Regions from separate parts of the Homo sapiens genome. Here regions 1, 2 and 4 are each linked to region 3. The links are chromatin loops, found by intact Hi-C in ENCODE. Cell type or tissue: dorsolateral prefrontal cortex. All regions are shown on one strand. Links, peaks and the distances in the headings refer to the core of each region. The heading gives the core; the rest is flanking DNA. Region 1 overlaps RALGAPA2 (Ral GTPase activating protein catalytic subunit alpha 2). Region 2 overlaps RALGAPA2 (Ral GTPase activating protein catalytic subunit alpha 2). Region 3 overlaps RALGAPA2 (Ral GTPase activating protein catalytic subunit alpha 2). Region 4 overlaps RALGAPA2 (Ral GTPase activating protein catalytic subunit alpha 2).

Region 1 (7,549 bases), core at 1,660-6,659, 100 kb before region 3:
CCTGCCCTACCCTTTGTGGAGGTATGAGACTTTGCACTTCCAGGCATACATCTGCCTCAAAGCCGGGATGCACTGATATACTCACATCCCACTTCATAGGCAAATGAAGGGAGAACCAAAGGGACTTGGCATCTTAAGGGCTGGCTTGTTCCATGACAAGCAGACCCTGAGGTTTCAGGAGGCAGCCCCTTCATTGGTGTTGGATTAAGGACCAAAGCTTTGTGCTGGAGAGTTTAAACAAGTGGACAAGGCAGAGGGACAACATATTCTGTGCTCTTTTATATCCTAGGACCAAAGAGGAAGATTGAAGACCGAAATAAAGCATTAGAAAAAATAAGCTAAGGAAAGATAAAAATCATAAGCCACTAAACATTGTAGCATTTCATTTTTGTGATTCTGATGAAAAGAGTTACAAAAAGACCATCTGAACATACAGAATATCAGGTGTAGGTTTTCTAAGGAATAATGAGAAATCACCCAAGAGTTGGCTATTTAAAATATTGTGGCATTTTGGGGACATGCTATCCTACTAGAAACGAAAGCAGCTGTGCACTTCTCAAGTTGAATGTGTTAAAGCCATGTGCAAAACACAATGTAAACATTAAAGTGCATCTGGACTCCCTAGGGCTGGCACACGGGACACCTGATCATCACGGAGGAGAAAAGGGAGTGGGCACCAGCACAGAACCCTGCAGTATCCTTCCTTCCTCCACCCTGGCCCCAATGGTCTCTATCTAAGGCTTTCAAAGCACAGGGCCTCAGAAATGTATCTGAAGCACAAAATTCAAAGTACCCCTTTTAGAGTGTGGTAAAATTCCTCAGTAGTAAAACAGAAAGGACACCCTTTCAAGGCTAACATGATGGCATTTGGGTCGTACTCACCCCTAGATTACCAAAAAAGTATTCTGCTTTCATTAAAAAATTTACTTGAGTGTGTTGCAAATTACTCCAGCACGGAAACCTGCTGGGAGCTCACTGTATACGCCAGGGCAGACTCTGCACAGAAGGGACCACCATTTGGACTTGCCTGCTTTGTCCTTCTTTGGCTTTGCAGCGTCTCTTATTCTAATAAGGTATGTATTATCCTTTTTAGAGATTTGAATAACAGAAAGTCTCACTTTCAAAATATTGCTTATAATCCCAGAGTCCACTAAACGTTCTGTGGATGCTGTTTATGGCATTCTGTTCCTTTCAACATGGGACTGATAATTAGTAAACTGAAATTTGATTAATGTTGGATTAAGAGGTTCTGATGTCTCACTGCAATGTGTTATTTCAGTCTGTGGGCACCAGAAGAGATTGTCTTTAGGAAACTTGTTCCCTTCCCTTTCCAGAATAGGAGGATGGGCTTAAAACCCTGACTTTTTTTTTTTTTGTTAAAGAATTCAGTTTGTAGTCAACAGTTTATAATGTAGGATTCAGTTTTTTTTTTTTCTGTCTCACTGTTTTTTGTTTGTTTTCTCACTTTGAAGCTGGGGCCAATGAATTAACTATTTAAGAGAGAACAAAATAAACCTGAAATAAAAGTCTTCTTCCAAAAATGCCAAGGGTGGGCCTTCCTGGTTGAGTAAGTGATTTGGCATGGATAAACGGTTCAGACAGCTTTAGATCTCACCAGGCTTTGTACCCGCTTTTGATAATATTAAGAACTCCTCTGAAAACAAAGGAGCCGTGTGATATAAGTATCAAAGCCTATGAAAATGACTAGATAATATTTAAAGGGAAAATTAATAAATTTAGACTACTTTGTGCTTTTTTAAATTATGATTTTTATTAGGATTCATTAGGATTATAAAAAGTCTTGTAATGGCCAGACTTTTTTCTATGCTTCATGGCCAGAAGATTCCATGTCTCTTCCTTGCCTGTGTTTTAAAATTTATAATCTTGTTTGCCTACTGCTGAAAAGTGTGGAAGAATCAGGAATAATGGCTCCCTTTGAAGCTCTGTCATTCCCAAAGTAACCATCTGAATGCTAAAGAAATATTGTCATTTATGGAATGACCTTTTGCTCTTTGAATACTCAGACATTAATAAATGTTAAATGCTTAGCAATCCTAGCAGCACTATGAAAAAGGTAAGTTGGGTCAGCAAATACCCTCTTGCATGCTTTTGATATGATGACCATTTCCACTTTTCTAACAGCTTTCTAATAGCAAAAATGTATTTGGGAACAACAGTGGAATTTGTGTCATCATGACCAAATGATTACGGTGCAAACCCGAGATTCTTCTGGGGCCCAGCAGGCTTCTGGTCCCTATGGAAACGAAACCTCAGATATTGTCCTCCACTCAGCTGGAGGACGAAGCGCCAGGAGGCTTTTGTGCTTGGTGAGATTTCTTCCACAACCTTCCCGCAACAGACCCTAGTGCTTCCTCCAGACTCTTTTCTAATTGAGATGCAAATTAATCTCTCTGGCTGATTACACTTCCCTTAAAGCTACTGACAAATGCAGCTGTAACCAGAGTTTGCGGACTTTCCAACAAGTGACTTCAGCTGTCAGTATTTGCATGCTCAGCCAAGGCCCGCCCGCTCCCAGTCTCAGAGCCATGGAGAGCTTCCTTTAGGCATTACAAGCCTGTTTTATTTATGTGTATACAATTTACATACAATTAAGAGTTAAAAACAAAAAACCACAACTAGGTCCCTAGGATTTATAAATGGACTCTGACAATGAAATTAGGCCTTTTCAGACACTTCTTTCTGACCCAGGTCTAGAGAGTCACTCCTTTCTCAGGAGGCCAAGGCTTTGATGGTACATTTCCCTCCCACTTCCTTCTTGTCTGCAAGGTTTCTGACTTTAACAATGTTTGAATTCAATCTCTCTTTCAAAAACCAACTAAATAAACTAATGGCTCTAAGAAAATGGGATCACTTCCTTTATAGTGATCTCAATAAGATTCTGTTAATTTAAAATCAAATATGAAGTTACCATTCTAATTGCCAAGATTTCCATATAAATGTGCTTCAACAACTTAGGGGTGATAATGTTAGAATGATTATTTAGAGCACAATAAAAATATGCACAAAACACCCAGTAAGAAGAAAAAAACACAAAAACCAATTTTTCGGTAAAAATTATTTGCTTCCTCTTGAATCCTATCTATTTTTGAGTTCCTACTATGTGTCAGGTGCTATTTTAAGTGTTCAGGATCCAGCTGTAAACTAAACATTCAAAAATGGAAAAGAGAGAGTTAATGTATATTTATATACATACATATGCATACATATTCTATTCCTAAGGCTATATTTCACCTTAGGCAATTAAGGCCTTCAATTTTGAAAAAGTATCATTTTATAAAATATGATTTACTTTTGGCTTCTGTTTTCCAAAATGTTTCTTACCAAATTACTCTCCAGCTTCTTCCCTCCCCCCGCAGGCCTTCACACACACACACACACACACACACACACACACACACACACACACACACTCTCTCATACTAGGGGACAGCAGCAGAATGGACACAAGGCCCCCACTGGGAAAGCCAGCACTGTGGCAAGAGTGCCACATCTGAGACAGAGGATAGAGGAGGTTCAGGCTGGCAAGGAGTGAGTCAGAGCAGAGACGACTATGGGAGGGTGAGGGGTCCTTGGCACAGGAGGGCCTCAAGGGCAGTGTGAAGGGTGGGGTATAGCAGAGTGGCTGAGAGGAGACTCCCAGGTTAGGGGTCATCCCAGTGGGAAGCAGCACGCTCCCTATGATGGTTGGTAGTGAGATGCAGTGACCCACTGGGGATGGAGCTGAGAGAGGGGGGAAAGAGAGAAAGAAGGAAGAATGAGGCTGTTCCTGATATTCCCCTAGGGGGAGCATCAGCCTGGTTTCTCCACAGGCTGTGAGGTTGAGAATAACTTCTGAAGGGATGGTCTTTTTTCTAACAGTGAGATGTCACTCTATAGCAAAAATAGCAGAGTGTACCACCTTCTCTCGAGATTTCTCCTGCACCTTCGCACTTCTCACGGGCCTCATTTCCATGCACCAAGAGTGGAGGGCAGCTCCTACCCCAGGGAACCAGCCTTTCACACAGAAGAGGACCTTCTGCAAGGCACTGAATGAACAGCATTCTACCAGCCTTTATTTTAATACCCACAATGGTAAAAAAGTAAATATTTCCTGAGGCCTAACTCCACAGTTAGGTGGTTCCATTTTTACAACAGAGGTTTGAAACTCCAGTATCTGCAAGGGCCAGGCTGATAATATACAACAATTGCAGGTAACGTTTGCTGGGCTTTCACCAAGGAACAGGCACTGTTTTACCTGCTTGGCCCATTAGCCCTCTCACCAACTCAGAGAGACCAAATGGTGGGTGCCATGGTGGTGGTGCCTGGCACCAGGCCTCAGCACTGGGGAGACACCAGGAGGGACTGTGGTGACCGTGACAGCACATATTCTGTGGAGAGACTGCTGTCAGTAGAAGGAAGGCCCCATAGGGTCAGATATTCTGATTCTTCAGGAGAAGTCAAAAGTCTAGATTTTTTAAAAATGCAAACTCTCCCAATTTTTCAGCATGGCTGACAAACTCAATTTTTAGTTTAGTTTTTTGGTAATGTGAGGAGGACAACTGCAGTTAAAACAAAGCCCATCTGTGGGCTGGATTTGGTGTGCTGGCAGCTGGTCTGCCCACTCTGGTTTTTGAATGTTTGACTTGACACTGAGATAAAGCTGCTTCCTGGTTGCTTCTATTCACTGGTCACAGTTCTGCAGACTGCCATCCTCTTTTAATACCTCTCAGACTCCTGAAACAATTACTTCTTGGTTTTAATGGCTCTCCATTTGGTTACAATTTCTCTGGATTGGCTCTGGGTTGGTCGAGGTCCCTTTTAAAATGTGGCCCCAGGGCTGCACACCACCTTTGGATGCTCCCTGAGGCTGCAGGAGCACAGGCCGTAGTTCCTGTGACTGGACCTCATGTTTCCTATGCAGAGGTCTCAAGAGAATGCTGGTGTGGCTGGCTGTTGCATCACTCTCATCTCTCATCTCCAATCTGTGGCCAACCGAAATCCTCAGACATTGTTCACAATGACTGCTATGAAACCACATCACTCTCACCCTGTACTCAGGCAGCTGATTATCCAAAGCCCAGTACATAACGTTACATTTTGCCCTCTTAAACCTCATCTTGCTGGCTTGGGCCTGGAAGTCTCTCATCTGTTGAGATAATCCTAATGTGTGACTTTGCATCGTGTCAAATTAGTTAACCCTCTCAGCTTTCTGACAAATGGTGGCTTGATAAACATGTTTTAGACCTTTATGAAAGTTACTGAAAAAACTGCTGACTGGAAGACGGGTTAACAGCAAAGCTGTGGCATCGAAACCATACAAGACACACAAAGCTTCTTGCTGACTGGTGCCCATGAATTAATGTATTTTAGATTTGGTCACAGTGAAATCACCCAACTCTCAGGGGCCCATATTTCTCTCTTATACCTGCCAGATGATAGTATTTTATTTTATATTTTACCAAAATCAAGATGTATATGCTTCCTCTAATCTCCGAAAATAGTAATCTTATAAAACACACAGTAAGTGTGTTCCGGATACTTTGTCAACATATTCATTTCTGAAGGCTCACAGGCTATTTAGTAACCTAGTCTAATAATTTTACAAAGGATCCATGCAACATTCCAAAATTCATCCTTTAATCCTTTTTGAAAACAAAATATTTTCCTGTTTCCAATTTTGGGTACATCCTTTATTCTACATGATTTCTAAAAAAATATTTCTTGTGGTTCTGAGATTATTTGTTCTACAGCCAGATACACGTGGCCCTGCAGTCTGGAGCTTAGGTGCAAGAGCCATTGATTGATTGATTGATTGATTGATTGATTGTATTCTTAGCGACTTGAGTTTTAATTTATCCACTTAGGCACTTCTCTGTCCCTTCCCATTTGAAGGAGATGTGATAGAGAAGACGGAAGTCATTCAGATACTGGCTAACAGTGCCCACCTGCTAATTTACAGAGTCAAGAGCTCCTCTTTGAATCTTGATGTGAGTATTTTAACTATGAACGCATCAGAGAACGCAACCTTGTGCAGCTATATTGGTTGCTCCTCCAGGCCTCCCCTTTTTCTTTCTCAGAGGAATAATTTTAAGTTTTTAATAAAAATCCCCTTATTAAAAATCTCTAATTCCTCATTCCCTTTTACAGTCTCAGCCCACCCAGGGGAATATGCTATTTCTTCCTCTGAACTCTTCTTTTTGTAAGGTGCTTCCCAAGTGTCTAGGGTACAGGTCTACCAACATTTTTTTCCCATTCTTCTTCTTCTTTTTTCCCTCCCATTCTTATACAAACTCTACTGAAAGCTCATTACTTTTTGCAACGTCCAACGTCAAAAATCCATTCCTTCAAATTACTAAGAAATGGATCCAAAACAAAAATAGTAGTGCCTCTTGTTTGCATCTCTCAGAAGAGAGATGAGATTGTCTGCCAGCCAGGAATTTATCAAACACATGTCACCTTTGGTTGAATGTATGTCAGAGCTGATATCAAGTAGTAGAAATCCCCACTACAGCTATATTTTGCTTTGGGCCTGTTTAGAAATTTGGATTAGAAAAGCATGGCCATCCCTCCCATCTGGGGGTATAACTCCATTCTGGCTGCCGCTCTTCAATGCAGCCCCTCTCCCCATGCATTTTTCATTCACAGGCACGTGTTGACCTCACTCAGGAGTGTTTCTTTGTGGTGCTGCTACTATCTGATATGTTTTAACATCTTACCTTGCAGTAATTCAGTTCTAGGTCCTCTTATACCCAATCCTCCAGGTGAAGACTTGAGTCTGCTAGAACCAGTCATGAATAAAACCACCCAGTAGGATGTCTCTTTCTTGGCCAGTCTGCTGAAACTAACCCTTCATTTCTCTCTTTCCTGCTTTTCTGTGAAACCATTCTCTCCTATTCCCGTCTTTCTTTATCTCTGCCCCCTCCTTTCAAGCCATTTCTTCAAATGGCCCAGAGAGTTCTGTCTGCGATTCTGTTCTCATACCACCAAGAGACCACCGTTCTATTCTTCTCATTCTCTCCACACCCCCACAAATCTAGCAGGTCCCACACTGACTTAGTCCACCTCCTTTACCTAGATATCCAATCCATCATCCCTGCCACTGCCTTCGACGAGACCCCTGCTCTCTCTCAGAACCCCGTCCATGGCCCCTTAAATGTTTCCATCACCTCCATCCTGTGTGTGTGTGTGTGTGTGTTTGTGTGTGTGTGTGTGTGTGTGTGTGTATTCTATACTCTGCCATATGGAAGCATCTGTCATTCTCAAATGTGATAATATGATGTGCTCTTTCAAAGCCTGGTCCATGAACAAACATTGGCCCCTCATTTGGAGTATCTTCACATTTCTATTCCTAGCGGCAACGACTGTGCCTGGCACATGGCAGGGGCACTGTAAATGTTGACGAATGCTAACTGGTGCTGCCCGGCAAAATAGAACACATGGTACCATTTGACTTATTTTCTGAAATGTATGGAGATGAATGGAAAAAATAAAGATCTGTCCAGGAAAAAGAACCAAAGATCCCACTGAACAAGAAAGAAACAAGGTTGTT
Region 2 (7,549 bases), core at 1,049-6,048, 120 kb before region 3:
ATGTGTCTGAGGCTGTGACAGGGTGAGGACACTGCAGGCATTCTCTGGAGTGACAAGTCACCGAGCCTCTTTGGCTGGCTGTGCCCAAACTCGCACTTAGGAAATGTTCTAAGGCCAAATTCCACTCTGGAACTCTCAGGCTGCCATAGTTCTGCTAAGTTTTAGTTTGATGGCCCATTTGTCATGAAGTCAAACCCCAGTTAAACTGATTTCTCAGCTGATTGGCAGGGATAGCATTTTAATTATCTTGCTTGTAGATTTCAACATTTTAATACAATTGCATATAAAGCAAAGATAACTTTTTTCCATTTGTGCTTTTCATTTCATTAAGATAAAAGTGGTTTGAGTCTCTTTTTCAATGGGTTGATAAAGGAAGGGGGCTATCCATTGTCCAGCACCAGAAGGAGGTCAGCTGTCTGACTTGGTGGCAGTATTGAGAATTTGCTAACATGGCAAGCAATTCGAAAGTTTCCCAGGCAAAGATGCATTTCATTTGTTAATTGATTTTTAAAGACTTTATCATGAAAACAGGATTGGAGACACTGCATACAATAAACAAAAATAACATTCACTGGGCACAATGCCCAGAGAAACCAGCTACACAAACACAACACTAAAGGAAAAAGATGGTCCCGAAGAGAGGCCAAAATGGTTCAAGATGCAGAGAGCTCAACAGCAAGGGGCTCCAGAGAAGCTTCACAAACACAATCCTGAGCCCTGGCAGATGTCCTGTCAAGGCAGCTAAACCCTCATCACAGCACCTGTGCACAGATTCCTCTGGTTAGTAAACAAAGTTGCTATTCACATATTCTCTATGCTTTGTAATGCAAAAAATTAGGTTGAATTATATCAAATTGCCTTTTTTTTTTTTTTAACTAGGTCAAACAGTCAAATATCAACAACTTCATGCACTTCAACCCAACATAAAATAAGGAGTGGAACTCATCTCACAATGTCTCTCATTTTTTTGTCATCATGAAGCTCTTTTTCTGGGCACCTGTAGAGAGGATGAGGTAGGACAGTCTCTTGCCTACTGGACTGAGCCACATCGACAGTATCTGAGGATCTCTGCCCCGCATCCTCAGTGTAGCCAGCAATGTGCCAGGTCCCTGATGCATGCAATTCTACAAATGTTAGAGAAGGGAGAGAAACAAGGGGGCATCATTCTGCCTTCCTTGTGCTCCAATTATTCTTCCAACTCTTAATCCCTTTTGCTTTTATCCTCATGGAACATGGGGTACTTAATGTGAAACAACTTTAACGTTCATTTTTTCCAATGTATTAACTTTATAATGGCTAGATGAGAACACAAATATAGTCCCTCCCCAGTTTGGATGGGGGTAAGTAAAAATTGTTTTTGAAAAATGAATATTCAGATGTATTTTTCACCATTATAGAAATAAGAGTTAATATTGTGATGAAAAGAGCTGAATACAACATGAATGTAGAACTCTATCATATTTCAAGACAGAAAGAATTTTTTCTAGGACTTGAGAGTACTTGACCGAGTAGAGTGTAGTTTAATCTCAATGTTAAATAGTCTTTAAGAAAAGGCAGATAATCCATAGGTTGTCCGGTTGTTAAAAATCAGGATTAAGCTCCTGGTCTTAGTTAATAGATGTGTTAAGTAAATGAATGTGGCTAGTTTTATGCTATCTGCCATATAATATCAAATTTATCAGGTCTTTGAAGAGGTGCCAACAAAACACCTCTAAATCCAGACAGAATTTTAGAACACACTAATAATTAAACAGATAATGAAATTTAAAAAATATATTACTTGAGTGTTACTATTTTCCAAGAAACACAGTTGTTACTCCATTATTTTTAATAGAATCTATCCTACAAAGTTTCCCAGGCAATTCTACGAAAAGATATTGGAAAACAGAAATAGCATTTTTGACATTCAAGCATTTCTACAACTTTAATTTCAGAAGGAAAAACCTCAAAGTAACAAATATATTTTTAGGGTACTGAAAGAAAATATAGCTTTAAAAAAATGTTAATCTTTACTCTCAGTGAAGAGAATGACTATGAAAACTGACCAGTGATTTACTTACTCAAAAAGCGACCTGACTTTGGGTTTATGAATGTATATTGAAAAAAAAAAAAAAAGGTAAATCTGCCTTCAAGTTACGACTTAACAGGAGTTCGGTGAGTCCATAATTAGCACCTCCCATGGCGGGTTTTCTAGAATCTTAACACAGAAAACCTGGAATGCACATCTTATTTAACAACCTGAGGAGACAGAGAGCTTTTCACAGGCAAAAACACATTATGAAGTTCATTAATTAAACAGTGCGGGTGGAGCAGATGGATGCTACCTACGCTTGAATGACGCTAAATTGGGACAGAGGTTTGCAGTCCTTAATGAAGCTCCATAAAATGAATGATTACATAGTGATCACAAGTAAACAAACCTGAGAGAAGAGCTGGATTATAGGGCAACAAGTCCTGCAACATGGTAACAAGAAGACCAACATGCATGGAAGCACCTAGTACACAGAGAGGCTTTGACATCATTCAATCCCAGACCATCCCCAGGGTTGAGGAAAGCTGTGTGAGTCTACAAAGAGTTAAACATGAAATGACAGTCGGTGGGGCAATAATATAAAAATGCCTGGCCATGGAAATGAAGGGAGCAGAAACCTTTTTGTCACATAAAATCCATTATTGAGAATAAGACACTCAAGTTTCCTTTTATCTTCACAGAAAAACAGATGCAAAATGTCAGGTACTTGGGCTTTTTAAACTAAAAGGCTTAGCAAAAGCAGCTAGCCAGCTAATGTGGGCATTAAGATTATTTTTCAATCATACTTTCCCCTGTCACTAATTAATTCTTCACTTTTTCAGCTATTGTTAAGCCCTTAACTTTTTTTTTTCCCCCGGACCTAATTAGCTTGTGATGCACATGAACTTGCATGTCTGCTCCAAAGATATCTTTTGAACTCATGGGGTAGAATAGAAATCATTTTGATATTAAAAATTTCCTATAAATATATGCTGTTGTCTGGAACTTATTAGGTTAGAATGACCTATTATGTCTTCCAACTTATACAAAATATAATTTCATTAACAGTAATTGACAACTTTAGAACAAGAATGGCCCGAAGACATGTGGTAGCTACACCTTACAGCAAGCATTAGAGGTCAGCAGTAGTCAATGGGGATGCCCTGCTCTGCTGCCAGAGCCATGACTGTGGATTCTCTGTATGCCTTCAGATGATACTCTTATTTTCATCCTCGCTTCCTGGGCTTTGATTTTCTCTTTCTCATTATACATGGCCTTTATGTAAGCTCTTTCAAATCTATTTTAGAGAGAGGTAGAATATAAATGGATTCCACATATACAAATAAATATCTTGCTAGCAAAAAGACAGAAAAATCACTGTGATGGAACTGCGTCCTCAACTATTTCTCAAGGCAAAAGCACACTAACTAACATCAATTAGATGCTTATTTTGGGATGGACTCTAAGTGGGATATGCCAGTAAGAATATTTAAACTTAATATTTTCACTGCTTTTTAATTTGGAAGCTACATGTATTTAGGTGTAAGAGATGTACACATGGTATCAAAACGGGAATACTTTCCATCCTAACTTAACGATAATTTTGTTTTCATATTTATTCCATACAATCAAGGTTTAAAAGGCTAGGATTCACTTGGTAACAATAATGAGAGAACAAGCTAAAACTAATTGGAATTGCTTCACTTTCTGAAAGCTATATCATTTTGATGGTCTCCTATTCTTAGGTCAAAAGTGTGCACAAATGAGAAACAGCAGGCGGCCATAGAGTCAGGTTGGTCTGGGCTCTCATCCCAGCCCTGCCCTGGCTGTGGGCCCCAGGCCAAGACCCAGCTTCCTCGAGCTTCACTCTCCCCATCTGTGGGTTAACACAGTCCCATTCTGCAGGGTTGTCGCCAAGAGTGAGAATAATGGTCCAACAGTCCTTCTGGGTGCCTGTGATCAGCCTGCGCTTTTGCACATCGTGCACTGATGTTCCAAACTGCCTTTTGGAGCTGAGTTTACTCTCTGGTCCATTGGCTGATGAGAAAGCATTTTATCAGTTACATGCAGACACTAACTACTGACCAAGAGTTCAGGCTCAGCAGTGTCTCCACTTCTGTCCTTAGGTAATTATTTGAATACTCCAGTGAATTTTGCCCTCATTTCATAAAAATGAGTGGTAATAGGATAAAATAAAAGTACTAGTAGGAGCAACAACAAACATAGCTCTCAAACTCAAGGCAGTGAAAGCAAAACTAGAAATCCTCACATATGCCAAACGTGGAGAATTTTAAGTGCCTAATAAATTTTTAGGCACACCAAATACACACCAGCTTATTTCCAATGGCAAAGAGCAAAATTAGAGAGCATGCTTGAAAAATGGCATCAAAACTGGAATATAGAAAGTGAGGCCCACTTAGAAATTTTATATATTTTTGTTTCATTTTCAGAGAATAGAATGCCCTTTATAAGTTAGATGTGCATTTGAATTCCTATCTGTAGATCAGAAAGCAAAAACTTCAGACTTAAACATGAAACCAAAATGAAACATCAATTCTGAGTGTCTAGCCTGCTCCCCAAAAGACATCTTTTGGGCTTCCAAAAAGTAATCTATTTTTAAAAAAATCTATATTACCCTCTTAGGTTGAAGTTCCTTTATAAATTCATTCATTTGCCAAATTCTGATTGCAAAAGTGCTCATGTGCCAGACTGGCTACAAAACACTTACTGATCCATAATTAGAAACTGCCTAATCATTTCATGGTTGCAATTCCTGACTCTGAAATGTTTAAATAAAATGTTCAGTAAAAGGTTATTTATAAAAGAACCAATATTTTGATCACTACTTCAAAGGGAGGCCTGATTGTGTAAATGCAAATAACTGCCTTATTTTAGTACTTAAGGTCTCAGATTGAATGTAGCTATCTATTAGCACAACTGATCCAAAGTTTAGGAGGGACATTCTTTTAGAAGATCCCATGTATTTATTTTCTAGTTTGAAAAATGGACATTTTAATATAAATTTATAATCTAAATTTCTGTTGCCAGAATTTGGTTAAGTGGGCCTTATTTAGTATACTAGAAGAGACTATGCAAAATCATATTCCACAAAAGAATCAACATTCTCTTATAGCTTTAAAATACTATAATGTGAGCTTGAAATGCTCCACACCTGAATTGATAAGAGCATTAGGCAGTAGTTTCTATGAAGCTTTTAAAAGAGAAAGTTAACTTCTACTAAACAATTACAAGTGTTCAACTAATACAGTGTCTTCTGACCGATTTTCTAATAACAGCTTTTAAAATAAATCTACCAAACTGTTTTGACTCTTCCAATGTAAAAAAGAAATTGAAAGTTAAAGCTTAAAAATTCCCCATATAGAGAGGAAATAAACTTAAAATAGAAATTTAAAATAACTTCAATCCAAAGTAAAGCAAATCGTTTCATACACTTTCAGTAAGTATAACAAATTTTATATAGTGACCCAAAAGTCACCATTGTAGAGCTTTGCAACTCAAGACGTTTTAGCTGGAGGGGTTAAAAGTGTGGGTGTGGAAGTCAGCTTTTGTTTGAAAAATTAGCAATGCTATGAGTCATCGTGCATTAGCTGCAGAAGAGTTTTGCATCTTGTACGAATCCAGACACCATATGCCATGCGAAGGCCTATTACTTTATTCGGTGCCACCGCTGACAGGCAGCCACGTGGGTATCCCCAGCGGAAGGGCTGTCTCCTCCCGGCGGCGAGGACAGGAACCCAGTGAGCTGAACACATCCGACATTGTACGGAGCAGCAGGAACAGCTGGTAAGCTAGCAAGCGGCAACGGCCCAGCGAGGAGCGTGGATGCTAATGAGCCTGGCGACAATGCCGGCCTTCAGAGGGGTAAGTGCAATGTCGGCCGGCATGTTCCCACAACAGCCTCAAGAGTAGAATCTGCTCGTTCATGCCTTCAGTCTCATTAAAGCATGATACTGGTATTTGTGGCTTATCAAAATCAGCTGTAAATCACAAGTTATAAATCCGACCAACAGATCCAACATGATTTAAAATGTTGCACTGAAATGCAAGTAAAATTCCACAGGCATCTTTGGGTCCTGATGGAGAGGTGTTGACCAGGCACTGGGGTGGTGGGGAGCCGTGAGTTGATGGCACAGGTGGAGCAGCTGCTGCTGGTTCAGGTCCTGGTTACCATTCACAAAACTGTGTGGCCTCAGGCAAGTTATTTAACTTTTCTGGGCTTCTGTTCCCTCAACTATATTTTTTAAACATAAAAAAGTTTGTGACATAATAGATTGTGTTAAGACATTGCATTGCGTTTGCATAATACATTAAAATAGGATCATAATTGTGCCTTCCTGATAGGATTGCTTAATAACTGAATAAAATATGTGAGGTTCTTAGTGCCTGGGACAGAGCAAAGAATGGTGCAGCTAAGTAAACAGATGTCTCTCCAGGTGACCCAAGAGGACAGCTCCAAGCAGCTTCACCTCCTGGTCTTGTTCTTCTCACACAAGACAAGACAGTAGCACATCTCCTTATGAGTGAGGGGTCTATGGCATGAGATGGGGGAAGGTGTCTGGCAGACACAGTGAGATGAGACAGCGATAAGAAGGGGAGGGAGTGATGTGTGCACATCTGGGTGCTGTGGACCCCAATCTGATTACTGCGGGGGGTGGGTTTGGGCTCCTAGCAGCATCTGAAGCTCCAAGATCACCAAGTTTCTTGATGGTTCCAGGTTTACCAAAGGCTCTTTTCCGCTGAAAGTCGTTTACTTTTTCTGAATGCTCCTTTCTTCCATCAAGTCCCTGTGACGCCTATTCACCCTCCAATTGCCAGGTCACAGGCCCTCTGTGGGACGCCTTGAGGCTCTGGGCTGCACTCTGCATCACAGCCATGAGGAAACTGTGCACTGCTCTCTTCCCTAATGTGCTCTGTATTCAACAAAGAGCCCCTCCAGGGTGGGCACCGGGCCTTCCATTTGTGCACCCACAGCAACAGCACAGTGCCTGGCATACAGGAAATGGCCGATGGGTATTTTGTTGAATGAATGAGTACACTAACGAAAAAAATGCTTTTGGACTTTTCAGAATTGGTGTCTAGGAATATGAATGAGATTATCAGATTATCAGAATCAGTTGATTATTTTTTGTCAAGATTTTTTTAAGCCCTAAGTAAAAGACATTTTACTGAATGATCATCTCCAGCAAGAAATGCACCTTGCACCTCTATATCGTAGGGCAGGATGTGTGTAAATATGAGAGAGAACTACCTGGTTCTTGGAGAAAAACTTGTTTCTCAGAAGTTTTCCTGTGAGCTAAGCTCAACTTAAGGGGTTCTCCGAAGGTGTTATCTGTACTCTGTGAAAAATGGAAAGGATGCAGTGGCCTGTGAGGTGCAGATTAGTGAAAGTGGCCTTAAAGGTGAGATGATCAGCATAGAGTTTAAAAGGCCACAGAGCTCGAAACAAAGATTACATCCCAGGAGAGACCTTTGTGTAAAATACAGTGTGTCATTCACTAATGAATTTGAGCATGTCTG
Region 3 (7,549 bases), core at 841-5,840:
ATACTTTGAAATTTATGTTTATCTAACATATATGGTTCCATAGTAACAAGTCTAAATTTTCAGCAAAGAACAATTCTTTGTCTGAGAAAAGGTGATGCAATTATTACATATGACTGCATGATACAGGCTGTCTGGGGTTATTAAAAGAGTCAGGTATGGCCAATTTACAAGTATCACCCCTGCACCTTGCTTTCAAAGCTCACTGCTGAGTCTTAATGCTCACTGAGGGGCCTCATGGGATCTTTTTACAAACGACTGTTTATTATTATATTATTCCATCATATACCTCATGAGAGGGGGTTGTAACACCCGTTAAGAAAATCATGAACTACTTTGACTTCTGTGATAGAATACTGCTCTATATATGATGTTTAAAATTATGGTTTTTTTTAACATTGATGTGACAAAACGTTCATAAAAATGTGGAGTTAAATGAAAGCAAAATGTTCCTACAAGCTAAATATTATTGCCTACAAAATAAGTGGCTAAAATTTTAAAAATACAAAAATTAAATTAATGCTCAAGTGCATTCAGCAACTGAAATATGAACCAGTGTTGATCATGTATTGCCAGTGACCAGCACAGCACTTTGCAGAGCAGTTACTGGCTGAGCCAGGGTCTTACTTGCAGGCAAGAGAATCCACTGTTTTGAGATTAAGAAGAAAGAGACTTCTATGAGGGTGTTAGATGGTCTGGAGAATGTCTAGAAGTGCCAGGGAACCAATCACAAATCTCCACAGCCAGGAAAAAGCTGGTAAGCAGGAACACCCAGCCACATCACAAGGCTGTTCCAGCAGAGCCCACTGTCTGCTCATCTCAACAGTGATGGTGGTGCCGGAGCAGAACCTCCATGACAGGAGGACCCAGATCCCCCTGTGCTGCTGCCCACCACTCCCCACATCTACCTTCAAGTGCCATGTTGGCTGGTGTCTCTGCTGGACAGAACCTGGGTCAATGCCAACCCAGCTGCAAGGAGTCTGGGACATGCAGTGTTCAGCTTTCTAGCTTTCCTTGTACAGAGGCTCATTGGGTGGGGTGAAAAGTGAGGGAAAGTGAGCCGATAGCCATGGACACAAAAGAAGCATTTCTGGATCATAAGCATACATGGGTAAAACAAATGTATCAATCGGTATGTCTGTCTACAGCACAGGGAGTGGTTATTTCTCCACACGTTGTAAAATTCCACAATGCCTAGTTATGTTTTTTAGTCAAATCATTATGTTCAAAGTAAGAAAATGTATATGGAGAAAGAAAAAAAATCAACACTTTAAGATATCAGAAATAAATGATGGTGTTGCTGTTCTTCTCCTTACCCTTAATATTATTACAAGAGCTCATGCTTACTAAGGGATCATATCCATGATCCAGACTGAATGCATTACATGTTTTTACCTCTTTCAAGTCTTCAAACAACCCTCTGAGGTAGGCACTATTATTATCCTCATTCGATAGATAAGGGAGCCAGAGCACAGCAAACCCAAATGATTTGGCTAATAAGTAACAAAGCCAAGACAGGAAATCAGACAAGCTGACTTGAGGTCCATGCTCTTAACCAATACACTTTATCACACTCTATTACACTAGATCTTAACTTTATGCTGTTATGATCCAAATATGTTACTTCAGGGCAGAACAACAAACACTTCTGCATTGGAGAGAGGCCTCATGCTTTTTTGGTGCATTATAAAACACAATATTATAGATGAAAATGACAAAGACCCACATTTCCCAAAATGTCTATATGCATATTTGCAACAATAATTTTACATTAATGTAGGCTTTGCATTTAAAAGAGAATTTAACTTTGATGTATAACAGACAAATTACATTAAGACATTAAATCTGTAAGTCATTGTTAAAAAATAGCTCACTTATTTTAAGCAAAGAAAACCTTCCAGTCTCTGATACATGTTCTTACAAACATGAAAATAAAATTCCTTTCCTCAACTGTCCTTTTCCATTTCACACATATTGATCTTTCCATCTGTTTTAAATAATCATGAAATTAATAAAAACTGTTTTTAATAAATCCAAATCATAGGTTCTTTCATGTCAAACTATTTTGGGGAATTCTGATGTGAAAAAGCTGCTTAAGTGTTAGGAAAAACTGAGAACAACAAGAAACAGCTTTAGAAGAGAAACTGAAGGATGATGAAGAACTGAGAAGGCAACTGTGGAAAGGTCTTTCCAGGTTGGGGCAGGGTAGTTTAATAAGGAGGATTCTGAAGTGGAGTAGGACCAAGGGCAGAGCCCAGGCAAAATAAAACGGAAGGGAGAAACAACATCAAGGCTGTTGGACCAATACGCTTGCTGTGAATCAATAAAAGAAAACATACCTGGTGGAATAAGCCAAGCCTGTATGTGAATTCTAACAGGCTTTTTAGCCTGTGGCACTGGGCAAAAGTTTTAGATATTTTTTTGAAGTTTCATTATTTATAAAATGGGCCTCAGGGGCCTGGGTACTATGGCTCACACCTGTAATCCCAGCATTTTGGGAGGCCAAGACGGGAGGACTGCTTGAGCCCAGTGAGCTATGATTGTGTCACTGCGCTCCAGCCTGGGCAATGGAGCGATACCCCATCTCTAAAAAAAAAAGCAATAATAAAATAAAATAAAATAAAATAAAATAAAATAAAATAAAATAAAATAAAATAAAATAAAATAGGCCATGGTATTTATTGAATTGAATTGCAGAGAAGATTCAATAGTACAACATCATGCAGTCCCCAGCACAGAGTCCAGCACTGTGAGTGCTGAAGAAATAAATACTCCTAAGCACCATCACCAGCCCACCCTCAGACACAAAGCAGCTGAGCAGAGGGAAGCGTACTGGGAGACTCCTTCACAGGCAGGCCGGGTAGCCCTGAAAGTCACGCCAAATTTTCTTCATAATTTATAGTTATTTTGGAACTGTTTATAATCCTAATTATTTTGTAAACCACTAACATCAATTTTTAAAAAAAATTCATTGTCAAGGAAAAAATAAAGCCATTTCAAACCATGTTTTCGATCACACCAATCAACCACGAACCCATGTTACATATGTACCGGGGGAAATACTACTTGATAAATTCATTGTGTTAGTATTACATAAGTTATTAGGATAACCAAAACTGGTTAAAAATACTAAAAACAGTTGCTTTGGAATGCACTACATTTTTCTGGCTGTTTGGTATATGTATTATTATTTTTTAAGATACAAATGGTCATGTCTGTTTACATAATAAATTTGCTATCATATTAGATGAAACTATAACTTTCCAGGATTGCCAGAGAACACAACTCATGAGACATCTACTTTACAAATTGTTTTTTAAACTAAAAAATGTCTTCAATTACTATGAACATCATTATGTTTGAAAATACTTTTTAGCATCTTATAACTTATTTAATTCAACACTTTATTGGTCACTACTGACATAATTTTGATACCTTCAGATTTAAGAAAGAACTTCATGAAACAACCAAGCCATACAAAGCATAATGTTCAAAGGCCCATGAACCACAAAGCTGCGTCGTGCAGACAAGTGTGCCACCCAGAGGCAAAAGGAAGAAACCCACCTTGGATTTTATTTGTGAGACAAAACTGATAATGTTCAATTTTAAACAATTATTTATGATTATTTATTTAAAAACACAGGACATCTTTCATAAGGTTCTCTCTGCATAAATAAATCCTTTTGCTGCTAGGATACATAAAAGTGTGGCCCTTTGAGAATTCTCACAAAATAGAAAGAAGCCCTGAGATGGTACCAGTCACAGGTACATAGTTTGTTAATTAAAAAATTGAATTTAACTGTATTCTCTACCATAAATGCTTTCTTTTCTTTTTATAATTAATATAACATGTGTTTCCAGAATTACATAAGTTCTGAAACAACCACTATGATCTATTTAGACGTGTGGATCAAAAGTTAAACTAATTACCAGAGACATTTCTTAACTTAAATGAAAAAAAGTTTCTTTCATTAGGTCTTCTGCGTAATTTTCATCTGGCAAAGGAATAAAGTTTACTTAGAGTAATTCTGTTTGGCAGACAGTCAGCGCTTCTAAAATATATAACAATAATTGTTAAGGTTAAAGAAAACAGTCAACTCTATTAAACTCACATAAAAATTCAAGCTTCTAACTAAGCCTAAATAATAGGCTGATTTTAAATAGAGATTTATGATATCCTCATTTCATCTTAGAAGTCTGAATGTTGGGATTACTGTTAGCATTGGACCATCTTTTAAGATTTATGTATTCCACTATGAACTATAAAAGATATTGAGCCTTAACTTAATTAAAAACATAACATGCATTAAGATGTAAAAACAATTTTAAGCACAAAATTTGGAAATTCTTTTGTCTATACTATAAAATTGTATTTCTTGAAAATGATTTATAAAATAATTTTTTTCAGGTTCTCAAATGTTATATAATATACTCTTATTTCATCTCATTTTACTGTTTCATTTCCACATCAACACATCTTAAAATAGAAAGACAATTCTAAACTCATTTATGTGACTTTCTAAAAAATTCATTCTAAGGAACATTGTTTACTGCTAACTTACTTGTTTTTATAAAATGAGAAGGATCTATAGTTGATTATTATTTCCAAGTAAATTTTTTTTCCTGCAAAATATTAGCATAAGGCTTCTTTAAAGTAGGGTATTGTTAAGTAAACCTTCCTCTTTTGTTTCTTTCACTGAAGGAGTTCATTATTATCTGAGAGTTAATTGTCTTTTCTATACCCCATAATCCTCCACATACCCTGAGTTGCATCATTCTGTAAAAGATGCTTCCACTTGCAATGATGCCTGTAAAATATTTGAGCAGGGAGTACAAACAATTCTACTTTGTGTTCCTATTTCTACATTTATCTAGGAAATAAATGAGATTATGGGACTAAGCCAGCCTGCTACATGGATGTCCTCTATACACTGCTAAAATCACAATGAATATGACAGACTACTCACTAGGACAGTATGGTTATTATTTCATATAAGAGTTCAATGATTTTTAAAGCTCAAAGTAAGTATTGGGAAATACATACTGCAAACTATTTAAATTCAAGTACATTCTAAAGCAACAAAAAAAGTTTGCTTATCAGGAGAATAACTTCTTACATGTACCCTGAGGTATCAAAAGGTCTGTGTGTCTGCATCATACCTTCAACGAATACAAAAAATGCAGAAAGGACAGTTACTTGATAGTTAATAAATGATTCAAGTTCATTAATAAGTATTTACAATTTAAAGGGTAAATCTCAAACACTCCCTATACCTCTATATTGGTTAAGAAAACCTAGTAATAAAATGAAATGTCTTAAAATTTATTGAATCTTTTCTATTCCTTTCTTTCCATCCCCAATGCTACCGGCTTAGTTCTTATCATTTTTTTAAAATCTGTATTAAACACTTCCTAATTGTTCTCCATCTACAGGCCAATCTCTGATTCTATCCTACTATCACATTTTCAAATCCATCTTCCAAATGCAGTCCAGAATCTCTGTGAAGCATAAATCAATCACATCACTTGCCTGCTTGATATCCCAAATCAAGTCAAGAATCCATGTGTCCCTATCCGTAATCTCCCTCAACTGGCAGAAGTCTTCCCAAGGGAGGAAGGTCAGGGTCTGGCCACACCCTATCTCCCAAACCTAGGGCCTACAAGGAGGAAGAGGTAGCTAGTGGCTCCTTGGGCCTTTCTGTTCGAACTTGAACCAAACTTAAATTGCATTGGGAGAAATTAAAATAACTCCTTATCAAGAAATGTCTGGACTCATCTTCTATCTTACAGGTAAAGTCTTTCACAAAAACATCCTAACTACTAAAACAACAATTTTCAAACATTTTTAAATGATCAGTACCACTTTCTTCAAACCATATTTAATGCAGAACCCAAACAAAAAGTGGTTATAATAGTATTTTGAGGTTGACAACACAGGCAGAGGTTAGATCATAGAGGCCATAGAATAAAATTAAAATTTGGTTGGCACAATGCAAATGCAAAGTCAGTGGGGAGAAGAAGCAGGGATGTGAAACCTGATTTACATTTTTGAAAGACCATTGTGCTTGCTGTGTGTAAAAGAGTTGAAACTACTGAGAAATTCAACACTTCTGATGTATTTTCATAAATATTACTAATGTCTTTAAAGAGTGATATGCTATTTCCAATTAATGGGCAATCACAATAAAGGAGTCGCAGAATACCTGATCCTCGCTGGTTAATCCCAGGTGCATCACAAGGTAAAAATGCACCAGGAAATCTGAGTTTGGCAGAACGTCCTGGCGTCTGGTCATCATGGCACAGATCAGCCTGTAGGCTTGTAGTTTGCCTTCCTTATATTCATTTGGCAGTGTCGCCGCCTGTCAAGGAGATGATGTTTCCAGATTAAATCAAGCCCAGGTGCAGAGTATTTCAACATTTCATTTACTTCTCAGTTTTCCTTAAGAGTTGTTTATGGACATGTGGGATGCAGTTACTTTAGTAAGACCCAGCCTGTCTTCAAAACATGCAGTCTTGGGCAATTACATTTTTCAAACTCAATTTCAGAAAGGAAGAGGAAATCGCAATAAAGGAATAAACACATATCCACTTGCCTTAAACAGCCATGATGCAAACATTCTGAGTGGTGGGATCAAAACTGGAGGAGATGGAGAAGACTGGTTATCCAGGCTTATTGCTAGATTATCCCGTATCTAATTCACAAAGAGGAGAATTTTAGGGTAGGTAACATTACGTTTATCCCAACAGTATTTCAACAGTCTTCTGTGACCATATAGCTGCTTTCAGTTAATTTCTATAAGTGAAAACCTGTAATATTTACAAGTTTCTCTTTTATTGTGAAATTATCCTTTTGAATTACATGTTTGGCTTACTGTATGTGGTTTTAGATTTATATACAAAACAAAGGCATTGTTTTTCCTTGAACGTTAATGGCTGGGGAGGTCCTGAATTCCAAACGATAAGTAACATTTTAATGAGTTATACTGAACAAACATGAACCATGTTTTTGAAAAAAAAATTTAATACATGTGAATGTCAGAACCCAAACAAAAATCAGAATAAAAATTGTATGTACTACTCAGGAGGCTAAAGCAGGAGAATTGCTTGAACCCAGGAGGCAGAGGGTTGCAGTGAGCCAAGATGGCGCCACTGCACTCCAGCCTGGGCGACAGGGCAAGCAAGACTCCATTTCAAAAAAAAAAAAAAAACTTGTATGTACTCTAAGATTCTACTTTCATAAAAAGAAAGAAGACTATATATTAATATTGGCTATTTCTATGAATACTGATGTTAATTTTCTTCTTTGTATTTTTCTACATTTTTCAAATTGTATACAATACAACCAATATCACTTTTATAAAGAGAGTAACTAGAATGACTTAACATCCTGTATTTAATATCCTATAGCAATATTCTACTTTTGCACTAAATGAAATAACTTTTGCATTTATAAAATAGTCATGTTATATATGATTATTCTTTGATAATCAAATGGACTTTGTCTAAATGTACCATTTGTGTTTCGGAATATGTTCAGTAGTTAACTGAAACA
Region 4 (7,549 bases), core at 1,546-6,545, 130 kb before region 3:
AATAGTTGATTAGCCTGATCTAATCAACCTGCAATGTATACATGTATCACAACATCACACTGTACCCCATAAATATATGCAATTATTATCTGATGGTTCCAAATGTCACTTCTATAGCATGTGTGCACCTCTCTATGCAGCCATAATGTCTACAAGAGGCCTGTGTCCCGGGTTTTTCCTCTATGCAAAGTTGAAGTAGGGGCTATCTTCAATGAGAAACATCCACTAATATTACTTGCACAGACTTAATGGGAGAGATAAATGGGTTATACATCAGTTAACTTGTAACTAATAATAAATTATATTTTGGTCATTAAAGTCATGTAATTTTTTAAAGAAGCAGTTGGTGCGAGAAACAGTAAGGACTGTGAAATAGGAACCACCGTTGTTCCAAGGCTGGTGATCGTCTTCACTGTCAGAATTCATGAGAGGAAGCTATGTTTATTTTCCCTTGATGACCCGACCACTATGGAATAAAACACGTAGGTACATTTTCTACAGAGACGGATCCAAGACTGTGACTGTCTCATTGTGCCTGTAGTGGAGGGCTGCCAGGGCTCTCCTTTGCTGGTTATAAGGAGCTGCCTTGTGTCACAAACCAGGTGATTACCATGGGTTAAACAACTAAGGGCAGGGTGGAGAGTGACCAAGCAGTGGCTCCCTGAGCTCGTGACGGTGCTAACCTTTTCAAAGGTGAGCGCCGTATATATTCATTTCAGCAAGTCACTTAATGAGCTTTTGGATTTTTTCAGCACAAATTAAAGGCACCTACCTGGATTTTTAAATCACTTGGTAATGCCACCTAATCCCCCTGAGTGGAAGAAAATTAAAAACAAGAGCCACAGCATTTCCTTAGAACATCTTGATGTAAAGTTAATGATTCTTTGAGAGAGACTAAATAGCAGACTATTTCAATATTCGGAAACACTGGAAAATACATTCCACCATGCTATACATACATGGGAAAACAAAAAACTATTTATTTATTTAGAATGATTTTGAAAAAAAAAATGAATTCTAATCTCTCCAAATAGCCTCATTTCTGAATATTTTTTAAAACTAGCCCGCTTCCTCTTTTTACCAGGGAGAATCATCATTATCATTAAATACTCCAACTCTGCAATTGTCCACCCTCAAGCTGTCCATGTGAAAGTGACTGGTTGATCTGACTGCCCAGCAGCACTTGGTGCATGGGCAGAGCCTCCGCTCCAGCTGTCTGGAGGTGCACATCTGGCTCACTCGTGAGCACCAAGAATCTCCTAAGTGAATTCTCCCCATTCTAAAGAGCCTGCATTTTAAGAATGACTATGCAAATTTAGTGGCAAGCCATTGGGTCATTTCATGTGATGCCAACAAACATCTAGTAACACTTCTATCCATTTGTCTCTCCATTCAGACATAATTATCAGTCCTACTATGTGCCAGTCAATTGTGTGCCCAAATTATCTTGAATAATTCTCACAAAATCCTATGAAGAAAGTATTGTTACTCTCACTTTATAGCTGAAGAAATTAAGGCTCCGAGTTCAAGATTAGGTGATAGGCAAACCAATATTAGCAATTTCATATGGTTCCACCTAGTAATTTAACCAGAGCCCAAAAAGGTGGTTGGGCAGGGAGGGGCTTCTCATACAATATCTTAAAAGAGGTGAGAGAAAGAAACTAGGAGGAGCACTCAAACCCTGCAAGGGGCTGAGGGGATTTGGAGAAGCTGCAGCCAGGCACAGGATATCTCCAGAGGCTGCTAGCCTGTGAGAAAACAGGAATAAGCTCTTTGATGTAAGGTATCAATACAAATGCAACCTAAAAACGCAGTACTTTTCTGTGCAAGCTGCACCAACAGTTTGACTTATCTCATGAGGCTGAAATGTTTCTCAGATGAGGTCCAACAAGTATAAGTACTCCCCAAACAAACCTACTCAGCTCATTTAAAATAAGCCCTTACTTAAAAAGGACCACAAAGACCTTTGACCAAAGGACCACAGAGACAAGGTCAGCTGATAAATGAGATAGTCTGGATGTTTTTGTGAGATGAAGACGATGCTCACGAAGGACCAGGATTAGCATCTCTGCTTCACCACACAACAGACAAGTGCTAAAATACTTCAAAATCCAGTATACATCAGTGAAATTCCGAAATTTATCAGAACAGAAAGTAGATCAAATAACAAAATACTGCATGATATGTATTTTATATAGTAAAGTATACTTAACAGCCATGTAGATGAAGGTTTTGGCCATGTTCTTTGTACTCAGACATGGCATGCAGTTGTAAGCTCTCTGTAGTAGGGAGGAAGAGGGAGAAGGGGTGGTGATGTACTGGGAAGTCCATGACTTGTTCATCTGGGGGCCTGAAAAAGCCCCTGAAAAATCAAAGCTCTAGTAATTTAGCAAGGTCCAGCAGTGAGGAATAAAGTGTATAAAAGCAAAATGAAGACAAAAATAAAACAAATTTTAATACACATGGTTAGTCTCTCCCAAACAAAAGTTGCTCATAGCCACACACACTGGCCTCTCATGGGAACTCATGGGAAATGCCAGTAGTTCCTCTGTGGGGGTCCCGGGAAAAGTGCAGAGCTAAAATCCACAGTCAGCAACGAGGCCTTGGATTTTAAAATTAATAAGTTCAAAGCCTGATGAGATGGAAAAGGTTGTAAAAAGCACCTTAAAAGCAAGCAGAAACACTCTCAGTCCCCTGTGAGCTGTGCAGGGGACTGTTTCAGCCACAACCAGAAATGGATGCAGGTGAGCCTCTGATATCCTAACACTAAAAACAGACGGAGGCCACCAGCATGGCCAAATGCTCAGAAGTGAAGACCAGGAGGAGATGACCACGTTCTGCATGGGATGTGTTTGTTTTAAAGCAGTCTGCCATTGCCTTTCATCTGTTTGGGTAGAGGACTATATTAAAATTCCTCTTAGAGGCTGGGAGCAGTGGCTCATGCATGTAATCCCAGCACTTTAGGAAGCTGATGCAGGAGTATATTTTGAACCCAGGAGTTTGAGGCCAGTCTGGACAACGTGATGAGACCCCGTCTCTACTAACACATTAAAAACTAGATGGGTGTGATGGTGCATGTCTGTAGTCTTGGTTACTTGGGAGGATGAGGCTGGAGGATCGCTTGAGCCTGGGAGGTCAAGGCTGCAGTGAACTGTGATTGCACCACTGCACTCTAGCGTGGGCAACACAGTGAGACCATGTCTCAAAAAAGTTTTCTTTTAGAGAAAGGCATTCAAAGTGAACTTATGAAAAACAAATCTACAAGTTATTCTCCTGTGTCCTACCCCATGCCCAGAAGCTGACGGGACATCACAGAGAGATGGCTCCAATGTGGACTCTGTTCTTCACCTACGATTCTTGAATGCCATGTTTGCCAATGCTTGAGGTGCAAGGTATCTAAAAGTGGTGGATACTGCAGACCCTTTTCCTCAAGGAGGCCCTGCACAGCCACCTGGGTGTTGATGCCAGATCCCCTGGCTCTAAACTCAGCCCTGGATGAAGAAAATGGTCATGGGAGGCATGGGAGGGACAGGCGAATGCTGCAACAATATGGAACTAAAGTCCATGACGCAGAGGCAGAAGCAACACTTCAGAGATGGAGGGTGTTCACCACCCTGGGCAGACAGCGCGTACTCTGCTAGATGCTGGGAGCAGCTGAGGAAAAGGATGCATAACAGCATCTACAGTTAAGGGCACTGTCATTTGGGGGAGAAAAATTTACATAAATGCAGCTAATACAGAGCAAAAAAGGAAGGACAGTAAAGAATGAACTCTTGAATAAAGTGTACGGAATCATATTATATCTGAAGGAGAAGAGTAGGGAACAGGGGTCACACCCTTACTAGAATGTTGGCTGCTGCAGAGCTGACAATGCTGTGCCATAGCAAAGTGGGAGGAGCATGTGCGTCTCTCCACTTGGGGGCAGGATAAAGATGTGGCACAGTGTGATTTTTAGCAAAGAAGGAGGCAGGCTGATGCTGCCCCGGAGTCCCAGTGTGGTGAAAAGAGGTGGCTCTGTTCTCTTCACGAAGGGAACGAGGGACCCCGACACTGGGATGTGTCTGTGGACACTGCCACAGGCAGGAACTGCACTAGATCTATGGCCTTTCAGGGACTGCTCTGGATTGAGCTCACATGGACAAGAATCAAGATTAGTCTGTGAGCAGGATTAGTAAAAATTCTTAGAAATTTATTGTTCTAAGTTCTGTTTAAATGAACAATCCCATAAATACTGTAGCTGCTCAAGTCTTGAAATGGGGTGAGTTATGTATCAAGTTGAATCATACAAAATTGCTGATTTTTAACCTGCAAAAGCAGCATTTCATATGGTCTAACCCTAATACCAGACAGTAACAGATTACTTGGAAAAGCCCGCTGGGCCCCAGACATTTCCCCGTCTGTCTGCCTAAATCACAGACCTGCCTGTGGACATTGCTCCCTCTCTCTCAGGCCACTTTGCTCCTCAGGAAATACAGCAGCCTCCAGCATACAGTGCTTCCAGGACCCTTCAAATAAAACCCCACGAAGAAACCAGAGCTACTGAAATCCTTAGTACTTCCATGTTCCAAGTAAATCAGATCAAGTTCTCTACACATGTGCTTTGCATGAGTTTTCTAAAAAGATTTCAGTCTATTTAAATACCATCCCTACCAGATAAAACAATTTAATAGGGTAGATCTTTCTTTGCTCAAACACGTTACTTATCTATTCCTTCTTCCAATGCCATCCCTAATATGAAGAAAAAACTGGTAGTGGTTGATAAAGTGTATTTAAGCGTCACGGCAATACATGAGTAAGACGGCAAAGTGTCCCTGCCATCAGCCGGTCCTGGGCCCTGGCCAGGACACAAAGGCATAGAACACCAGCCCAGGGAAGCCATCTCACTTCCCCTGGGGAGACAAACACTGGATGGCTCACGAAGGCTTCAATGTGTTGACACTGTCGTCTCTGCTGCCATAAGGTTGGAGGCCGAAGAGTAATCTAAATAGAAAAAAGAATAAAACCCTGGCCTAGTCGGGTGAGTAGCGTTCTGGGAGAGGCAATGCGTCAAGCCCCAGGCTCCTGGAAGGGAGGGAGGCAGGAAACTGCCATTTTGACTGCCCACTACGTCCTGCCAGACACACTCATGTGCCATGCCTGATCTAATCCCTGCCACGGGCGGGCGGCCAGGGCGCCACCTCATCCGAGCCTGTGCATTGGCCATCATGGCAGCCGCACCGGGGAGACCAAGCTCCGGGGCTAACTAACTGACGGGAGGCTCCGAGCTCTGAATGCTGCCGGTGGGACCTTGGCAAGGTCCCCATCCTCCCTGGGTCCTGTGGCCTCCTCTGCACAATGGCATCTGAACACAAACCATCTGTTCACATGGGAATACATAATATGTATAATTTCATAAATGTTAGCTCAATAAATGTTGGCATTATTAATTCAAACAGAAGTTCACCTCCTGTAAATGGGGAAATTAAGGAGACTGGCAACCACAAACCACTCTGAACGTCCTGAAGACCGCCTGGTCACTGAGGCACACATGACTCTGCACCCTCTGACATGCCACGTCTCATCTGGCCACAAATCCCCATCAATCCAGAACCTGACCACTTGTCACCACCACACGCCACCATCCAGGCCACGCCATTGTCATTTCGTTCCTGGATTATGGCTGTGGCCTCCTACCTCTTCTGGCCTCTGTACCCAGCAGCAGGAGGCTTTCAGGGATGGTGCCGTCCTCCGTTCAGCCTTCAGATGGCTCCCACCTCACAGGAAAAGCGGAAGTCCTTACTGTGGCTGGCAAGGCCCTGCCCCACTGGGTGCCTGCCCCTGCTGTCACCTCTGTGGTGTGGAGCCCTTCCCACACTTCACACACACGATGTGTGTGTGCTGTGCCCTCTGCCTGGGATGCTCTTCCAAGACCCCTGTCTGGCTGCCTCCCTCACCTCCTTCAGGTCTTTGCTCAAATGCCAGCTTTTCTCAGGAGGCACTGTGATCCAGACCCTTCATTCTCCTTTTCTTGGCTTCATTTTTCTCCTCAGTACTCACCATGCTCTAACTTCCCTGGATTTTCATGATCTAGCTTGCTTGCTGTCAGCCTCTTCCACTGGAATGGAAGTTCCATGCGGGCAGGAACTGTGGTATATCTAGCACCCAGAGAACAGGCCCCATACCTACAGAGTCTCAGAAACCACTCTCGCAGGCTAGCTGGCTGAAGGAACAACACTGCAGTGGTTCCAGTGGATCCTGACTCCGTGGTTCTTATGAATCCCGCAAAGAGTGGTTCTTAATATGGGTCAATGGACCCCATGGGGATCTTCTGGGTGATGATCAAAATTCCAGGGGTCCCTGAACTTGGATGGTAAAAAAGCACATCTTCATTCTCACTATCCTATCCTCTAGCTGAAATGAAACATTTCTTTCCGTTATAAATAGGAACATACCACAGTGATACTACCTGTGACTGTGTCACCAGTAGAAATCAGATATTTTCATGACGCATTATATTGTTACCAGTGTCTCAAAATATTGATTCTGCTCATTACTGCTTCAAAATTATAATGATTATTGGACCTACTACTAGAGCTTGGTATTTAATGCATGAATAAAGGCATTCCTATATTACTATATATGCATTTGCTTTAGAAAGCATTTCACTATAACTGATGTACTCTGGAATCCTATATGCTTTATGTTCTGCATTTACAAACATTCTGAGAAGTGCAAGACATCCATGGCACAAAGAAGGTTGAGAGATTGCCTTTGGGACTGACTCCCTTTATCCCTTTTAGTGTCCCTGCTAAGTTCCAGGGTATGTTCACGGTACAGCCCTCAGAGGCAGTGATCAGGGTGACTCAGCCACCAGGGACCACAGGCAGCATGGGCCCGGGGCTGCCAGGCAGTGCGCTCGGGACTGCACGCACGCCAACTGTCCAATCTGGGTTTCTAGCTCCAGATCCAAAGACAGGGTCAAGCTGGGGTTGCCAGGAAGACTCTCACATTTGACTGAAAACAAAATGGAGTTTCAAGCTATCAGACTAAAAGACGGACTAATTATTTATATATATGTATTTCCCCCCAAACAACTAAATTCATATATATTTACTTCATCCTTACAGAGTACTTATTTATGCAAAATGGAGGCTGAGAAATAAATCCTTTAGAAAAAAAGGCGTAAAATTGTGTTGTTCTTCTGACTTCTTGTTTCTCCTGAGCAAACTTTGGGTCACCTTTCATTGGGAAAGGCCCAATGTGCAAAAGGGGAAGAAAAGCACATTCATTAGGCCACTGTCTCTAGCAGGCCCTGTACTAATTACTTTTCGTGTAGGATTTATTTACCATCTCTTTTCCCAGGCATGGAAACGGAGACTAGGAGACGTGACCTGGCTTGGCTCAAGTCACTCTCCCAATTTATTACTAAGTGCCCTGACTGCCATCTGATAATACACAGAGATGCCACAGACCTAATATTCATCCTTCTAAGCAGTCCTGGTTTTAGTTTTTTTTTTTTTGAGACAGGGTCTCACTTTTTCACCCAGGCTGGGGTGCAGTGGTGTGATCT

The links. Hi-C counts contacts between places; a loop is a spot of excess contacts. Peaks named below come from ENCODE experiments on the same cell type or tissue, not always from the same donor. Only the 100,000 strongest peaks of a DNase experiment are listed, where the experiment ranks them.
Region 1: a loop joins it to region 3, with 3 times the contacts of the local background. A loop is called at or near these places in 11 of 110 quality-filtered maps.
Region 2: it touches region 3 in a loop (4-fold over the local background); 11 of 110 quality-filtered maps call a loop at or near these places.
Region 4: it touches region 3 in a loop (4-fold over the local background); 3 of 110 quality-filtered maps call a loop at or near these places.

What each region holds. Positions count from the first base shown.
Region 1 is chr20:20,461,768-20,469,316 of GRCh38, forward strand. The region is part of intron 37 of RALGAPA2 (Ral GTPase activating protein catalytic subunit alpha 2); the gene reads right to left. Among named protein-coding and RNA genes, the nearest start is that of INSM1, 97 kb to the left of the region's middle. RefSeq lists an enhancer at 2,202-2,251. In dorsolateral prefrontal cortex, for the core only: a CTCF peak has its summit at 3,786; DNase peaks (open chromatin) are centred at 2,514, 3,574 and 3,780; H3K4me3 peaks cover 602 bases; H3K27ac peaks cover 3,375 bases.
Region 2 is chr20:20,446,774-20,454,322 of GRCh38, forward strand. The region is part of intron 37 of RALGAPA2 (Ral GTPase activating protein catalytic subunit alpha 2); the gene reads right to left. Among named protein-coding and RNA genes, the nearest start is that of INSM1, 82 kb to the left of the region's middle. RefSeq lists an enhancer at 5,997-6,106. In dorsolateral prefrontal cortex, for the core only: CTCF peaks have their summits at 3,891 and 4,092; DNase peaks (open chromatin) are centred at 3,888 and 5,798; H3K4me3 peaks cover 1,358 bases; H3K27ac peaks cover 2,986 bases.
Region 3 is chr20:20,565,258-20,572,806 of GRCh38, forward strand. It overlaps RALGAPA2 (Ral GTPase activating protein catalytic subunit alpha 2), which reads right to left. Exons shown (of 40, transcript NM_020343.4): 22 at 6,591-6,689; 23 at 6,201-6,356. Among named protein-coding and RNA genes, the nearest start is that of RALGAPA2, 140 kb to the right of the region's middle. In dorsolateral prefrontal cortex, for the core only: CTCF peaks have their summits at 3,520 (motif pointing left) and 3,743; DNase peaks (open chromatin) are centred at 935 and 3,524.
Region 4 is chr20:20,431,732-20,439,280 of GRCh38, forward strand. The region is part of intron 37 of RALGAPA2 (Ral GTPase activating protein catalytic subunit alpha 2); the gene reads right to left. Among named protein-coding and RNA genes, the nearest start is that of INSM1, 67 kb to the left of the region's middle. In dorsolateral prefrontal cortex, for the core only: a CTCF peak has its summit at 3,910 (motif pointing right); a DNase peak (open chromatin) is centred at 3,944; H3K27ac peaks cover 674 bases.